Regions from separate parts of the Homo sapiens genome. Here region 1 is linked to region 2. A link is a contact called in ENCODE Hi-C or POLR2A ChIA-PET data. All regions are on one chromosome and are shown on one strand. Each heading gives the region's core, a stretch centred on a gene start or an enhancer-like site at or near the end of the contact. The rest is flanking DNA. Distances are from core to core; before and after follow the strand shown.

Region 1 (2,710 bases), core at 171-2,670, 5.6 Mb after region 2:
AGTTAGGAGGGCTGTTCCATGGGGCAAGTGTGGTTTAGAGCTGTGCAAACACACATAGCAGGTGCAGGGAGACTCAGGAGCCATGAACAAGCAGCTGCCATGAGCACTACTGCTGGGTACCAGAGAGGGACCAGCCTTCTTTCCTCATTTGAAATGCGGGAAAGGGCAAGAGCGCATACTTTACAGGGGACAGGCAAGGTTTGAAGGAGACCAGACCAGAGCAGGATTTGTCTGTGTGAGATGTGTGTCCCCAGAAGGGCAGTCTGCACTGCCTGGCATTCCATCCCAGGAGTCTCACTGCCTTAAGATGCTTGCAATCCTCCCCTGTTAGGCTCTACATAAAACTGTGTAACTTTTTTCTGTCCTGCACATGCTGGTTTCCTCTACTGGGCATCCCTCATGTACTCTTCAGCCTTCACCTCTGCTGGAATTTCTTTCAGAAATCTCTGAGCTGAGATATGATTGGTACTGACTCCTCCACCAGCTTAGGAGTGGCCATGAGGGCTGACACCCATCCTGGTATCACACTACCTTGGCCTGTACAGGGTTAGGATCCAATCAGAGGCAAGGATATTTGCTAGGGCCTTGGAGAAAAAGAAGTTTGTCTTGTGGGAGACCTTCAAGGGCAAACATCATCCTTTTCTCTGAATGGTAGGGCATGAGAATACAAGGTCTGGATGTGAGGGCTGAGATGATCCAAGGTCCACCAAGTGCAGTCCACCAGGCCGGCACTGCAGAAGGCAGACCACAAAAGTAGAGAGAAACTGAGCCATTCATTTCACTGCCGATCCATTCACTGGATCCTGCCCCTGGCATCTGCTCTCAGCTTTTAAAATTGGAGCTGATACATTTCCCATATCATTTAGACAAGTTTCAGGTTTTTTAATTAAAAAATTTTTACTCATGTCATAGACATTAAATTATATATCGATGTTCAATTTGCATTTTCATAAAGTAGTGAGGTTAACTCTTAATTTTACCTCTTCTTGACCACATGGCACAGGAAAGCATCTCAAAGTCCTTACCAGGATAACTCTGTGGACTGGGTGATTGATGCACCCCAATGCGAGCCTAGAGCTTGCATTGTGCTCATTCTATGGAAAAACAGTCAATCTAAAGAGCATGGCAGAGTGGGCTATGGAGACTGTGGTGGGCAGAATTCTCAGACAGCCCCAGTGACCCTCACCCTTGTATAGTCTCCTCCCCTTGGGTGTGAGCAGAACCTGTTGAATGTGTTGAGATAACCACTCCTGTGCTTATATTACAGTTCATGGCAAATGGGGTTTTGCAGATGGAATTAAGGTCAGTAATCAGTTGACTTTGAGTTAATCAAGAGAGATATCATCTTGTTGAACAAGAGCCCTTTTCATCCGTCTCTAGTGGTCAGAGATGGGAAGTGAGATGCTCAAAGCATGAGAGAGATAAGACGTGAGGGAGATTCTCTGTGGCTGGCTTTGAACATGGAGGGGACCACCTGGCAAGGAACATGGGCAGCAGTGTGAGCTGACAGCAGTCCCTGCTGAGAGCCAATGAGGAAACAGGGCCCAGCCTTACAACTCAGAGGAACTGAATCTTCCAATAACCTGAATGATCTGAGAAGGCGGTTCTTTCCCAGAGCTTCCGGATTGAGGACTCAGCCCAGTGAGCATCTCAATTTCAGCCTCAGGAGACCCTAAGCAGAAAGCCCAGTCACGTTGTAACCAGCCTTCTACCCACAGAATTGTGAGGTGATAACTGGGAATTGTTTGAAGCCACTAATTTCATGATAATTTGTTATGCATCAATAGGAAAGTAACACAGAGGGACAGACCACAGCAGCTGTCTGAAGTCTCACCCAAAGCTACAAGGCTATTTGTACCCTGGCCTTCACAGTTATTTGGAAAATTAGAGTCCTTTTTCGCCTAAGTTTATTTAAATTCAATTTCCATTCTTGGTGACCAAAAGCCTCCCAACATATTTCTTAAGTTCTTATAATATCTTTTAATTTATATTTTATGATATGCTGCAAAGAATAGGACTAACTGGACCAGGGATATTCAGATTTTTAGCAACCTTGCTGAGAATTTTTAATTGTTTTCCAAAAGAGTAATGTCAATATATCCTGCCACCAAAAAAACAAACAAAAAAAAAACTATGAATTTACCAACAGCAGCATAAATCTACCATTATCACTCCTCTTGTATTATTTGGTTAAAAGGTGGTATTAATTTGTACCTGCATTTTGTTTTGTTTTTTAGCTTTCAAACTTAATATGTTTAATCAATTTGTGTGAACTCTCTGTTCATTAATTATGATCAACTTTCTATTGGAGTGCTGGTTTTTTTCTTGCCATTTTTCAGTGAGAATACCTATTAATTTTCTGTCATACTTAAACCATTTCTGTTTGGTTTTTTTTGAATTTTATTTCTATTAGGTATATTATACTTGTTTGGTAGAAGTCTCTTATTTTTATGTTTCATATCTGTTGTTTCCTTTAAGATTTCGTATATTGGCCCAAAATTTTGGAATCATAAAAACCTTCTGATATACACTTTACTTCTCTTTACTTCTATATTCATTTCCAGGATTTGTCCATGTCATTTATTTCTTCAAATACTCACGTCTTAGATTTATTTATCTATTTTGTTTTTGTGTGTTTTCTATTTTTTTCTTTTATCACATTTTTAAGGTGGCCTCAGTTGCCAGATACAGAATCTCAATTCAAATCAGC
Region 2 (2,804 bases), core at 206-2,705:
GGGATTACAGGCGTGAGCCACTGAGCCTGGTGGATGTTTTTTGTTGTTGTTGTTATTGTTGTTTTGAGATGGACTTTCGCTCTGTCACACAGGCTAGAGTGCAATGGCACGATCTCGGCTCACTGCAACCTCCGCCTCCCCGGGTTCAAGTGATTCACCTGCCTCAGGCTCCCAAGTAGCTGGGACCATAGGCGCGTGCCACCACGCCTGGCTAATTTTTTGTATTTTTAGTAGAGACGGGGTTTCGCCATGTTAGCCAGGATGGTCTCAATCTCCTGACCTCATGATCCGCCTGGTGGATGTTTTTAATGATTATCCTTTTGTACTGTACTTTAAGAAAAAAAAAATTTTGTTTAATGTCAGAAATTGAAAGGGGAGAGAGATCAAAAATACCTTAATGGGGCCAGGCACAGTGGCTCACGCCTGTAATCCCAGCACTTTGGGAGGCTGAGGTGGGCAGATCACGAGGTCAGGAGATCGAGACCATCCTGGCTAACATGGTGAAACCCTGTCTGTACTAAAAATACAAAAAATTAGCCGGGCATGGTGGCGCACCCCTGTAGTCCCAGCTACTTGGGAAGCTGAGGCAGGAGAATGGCGTGAACCTGGGAGGCGGAGCTTTTAGTGAGCCAAGATTGAGCCACTGCACTCTAGCCTGGGCAACAGAGCGAGACTCTGTGTCAAAAAAAAAAAAAAAAAAAAAACCCTCAATGGGAAAGTAGACTCCAAGAGTGAAAAGGAGCAAATTGTTCCAGTGAGTTCCATTCTGTAGCACAGGTGGCCACAGGTGCTTGCCTTTGAGGAAATGAAAGAGCCATGCTTTGTAAGTCAGAGGCAGGCTCAGCTTCCCCGCACAGTCTGAAGCTGGGTGGCGGTGAGAAATTACTAAAAGGTTAGTGCCGGTTTTTTAGATGAAGTCATCATGTTATTAAAAAATAGTCTGTTTAGTCTCTAGGTTACTGTTCTCTGGCTCCCCTCCCCATCCAAGACTCCCTTGGAGGGAGGTTTGAGGACTTTGGGATTCTCATATCTCTTCGCGTCCATGATTGGATCGTGAGGTGAGGAGATAGCCTTTAGAACCCTCTCTTTGAGTGGTCAGTCACGTGGTATTCCCTCTGAAACCCTGGAGCAGATGCTTTGTGTAGCTGGGCTGGGGTTCCCCCAAATAGGGTTGCATAATTATTGAGGACAGATGAGGCCTCAACCAGACGACCACAGGTGACCCCAGACTGTGGGTCTTCCTCACCTCCTTGAGAGTTGCAATTCTGAGAGCTGATAAAATGTGCCATTGTGTGCAGATCTGGGTAGTTTGAAGCGTTCTCATTTCCTGAGGTGTGTCAGAAAGACTGCGTGAGAAAGGGGTCACAGTATCTTGGATGTCATCTTTTCATGCAGTAAAAAGTCTGGTTTCCATGAATGTTTGTATAACAAACCACCTCAAAACTTGGCACCAGTGTAGCATGTCTCATGACTCTGTGGGTTGGCTAGGTTTCCCCACTCCTCCCACTGCCAGCTCCCTTGGAGCTGAGGCTCACACCAGGCTAGAAGCCATGAAGGCCTCTGATGTGTCTGGCAGTTTGTGCTGGCTGTTCACTGGGCCCTGCCATCCTCCAGTAGGCCGGAGCGATTCCTGCACAAAGTCCCAGAGTAGCTCCAGACAGGGAAAAGAAAGGCTGTGGGGCCTTTGAGGCCTAGGTCCAGACCGTACACTGCTACTCCCCACGCCATTACCTTGGTTAGAGCAAGTCACAGACAACCCTTAGGGACATCCGTTTGGGGAGAGGAAAAGGCATGGCCACTGGACAGCCCTCCACAGCTCTTTTCATAATGACCTGATAGAGCAGCCACCTTTAGTCTAGTGCAGAATCCCAGCAAATATCATTCTGATATCAGTAGATTCCATAGGGCAGAGCTGAAGCAGCTGTTCTTTGCTAATCTTGGAAGTTTATTGATGTTTTATTTACACACCTGTACAGACAGAAGATAATAGAGATTGTTTAGAAATATTCTGTCACCTATAATGACTAAGCATTGCTATAATGGAGCATGTGGTTTCCTTAATTGAAGAATACCTAAATAGAAGCCCATTCTTAACTGGCCTCAGTATAAACAGCTTGTAGTGGCAGGTCACCAGGCCTGGATCACAGTGCCCTACCTTGTTTTTGCTTCATAGGCAGAATGGTGGTAAGTGGTACTCTGGCCTGGGCAAGGTCTGAGCAAGGCCTGCATTGATGGAGGGTCCAGAGTCCAGCTCTACCATCTGCACATTTTCTTTGGAGACTTGTGCTTAGCCCAACAGCATGAATCATTTGCTGAAGGCTCTGGAGGTGGGCATTCCATCCACAAGTCTCCCCAATAGGGAGTACCCTGTTTGGACATACAGGGTAGTCACACATATGGGTTTTAAATCTTGTTCTTAGGATATTTTCAGGAAAAGCTCTGGCCCACACGTTTAGGACCATTTCCTGGGCAGCATTGGAAGGAGTGGTAGAGGTCATGCAGGCCTGCCCTGTCTTGTGTGCAGGAAAAGAATGAGTTGTTGGTCTACACTGAGGCCGGGATGGGAGGCCTGCCCCTTACAGCAGCGCCGGCTGAACTCCAGGCTGGCTGGTCACATGGTGCCCAGCAGCTGACTTTTTATCAGCTTGGCTGGATTAGAATGAGCTGAAAGAAGAGCCATACGCCGGTGTTCCTTGGTTACATGGTGCCCTGTAGTTGATATTTATAGCAATTAAAAAGCATTGTCAGTGTCAGAACTTAGTAAGTGAGGTTGTGTGGATAGTGCTGGGCCTCATCAACTTATC

Evidence for each region. Hi-C counts contacts between places; a loop is a spot of excess contacts on that map. ChIA-PET counts read pairs that join two places held with the same protein, here RNA polymerase II (POLR2A). Pooled maps may share reads with other maps.
Region 1: a loop to region 2 is called in a map with no recorded cell type, with 11 times the contacts of the local background. The contact joins two enhancer-like sites. A Hi-C loop is called at or near these places in 1 of 37 single-sample maps with no recorded cell type and 4 of 50 pooled maps. POLR2A ChIA-PET finds 5 or more read pairs at or near these places in 1 of 52 experiments (T-cell).

Annotation. Positions count from the first base shown.
Region 1 is chr7:50,269,176-50,271,885 of GRCh38, forward strand. No RefSeq gene overlaps it. Among named protein-coding and RNA genes, the nearest start is that of IKZF1, 34 kb to the right of the region's middle. RefSeq lists an enhancer at 1,298-1,357. Within about 2 kb of position 1,421, at least 5 of the 41 ENCODE cell types and tissues checked have a DNase peak (open chromatin) inside an H3K27ac peak, as active enhancers do.
Region 2 is chr7:44,632,571-44,635,374 of GRCh38, forward strand. The region is part of intron 2 of OGDH (oxoglutarate dehydrogenase); the gene reads left to right. Among named protein-coding and RNA genes, the nearest start is that of OGDH, 27 kb to the left of the region's middle. RefSeq lists an enhancer at 1,561-1,610 and a silencer at 2,787-2,804. Within about 2 kb of position 1,456, at least 31 of the 41 ENCODE cell types and tissues checked have a DNase peak (open chromatin) inside an H3K27ac peak, as active enhancers do.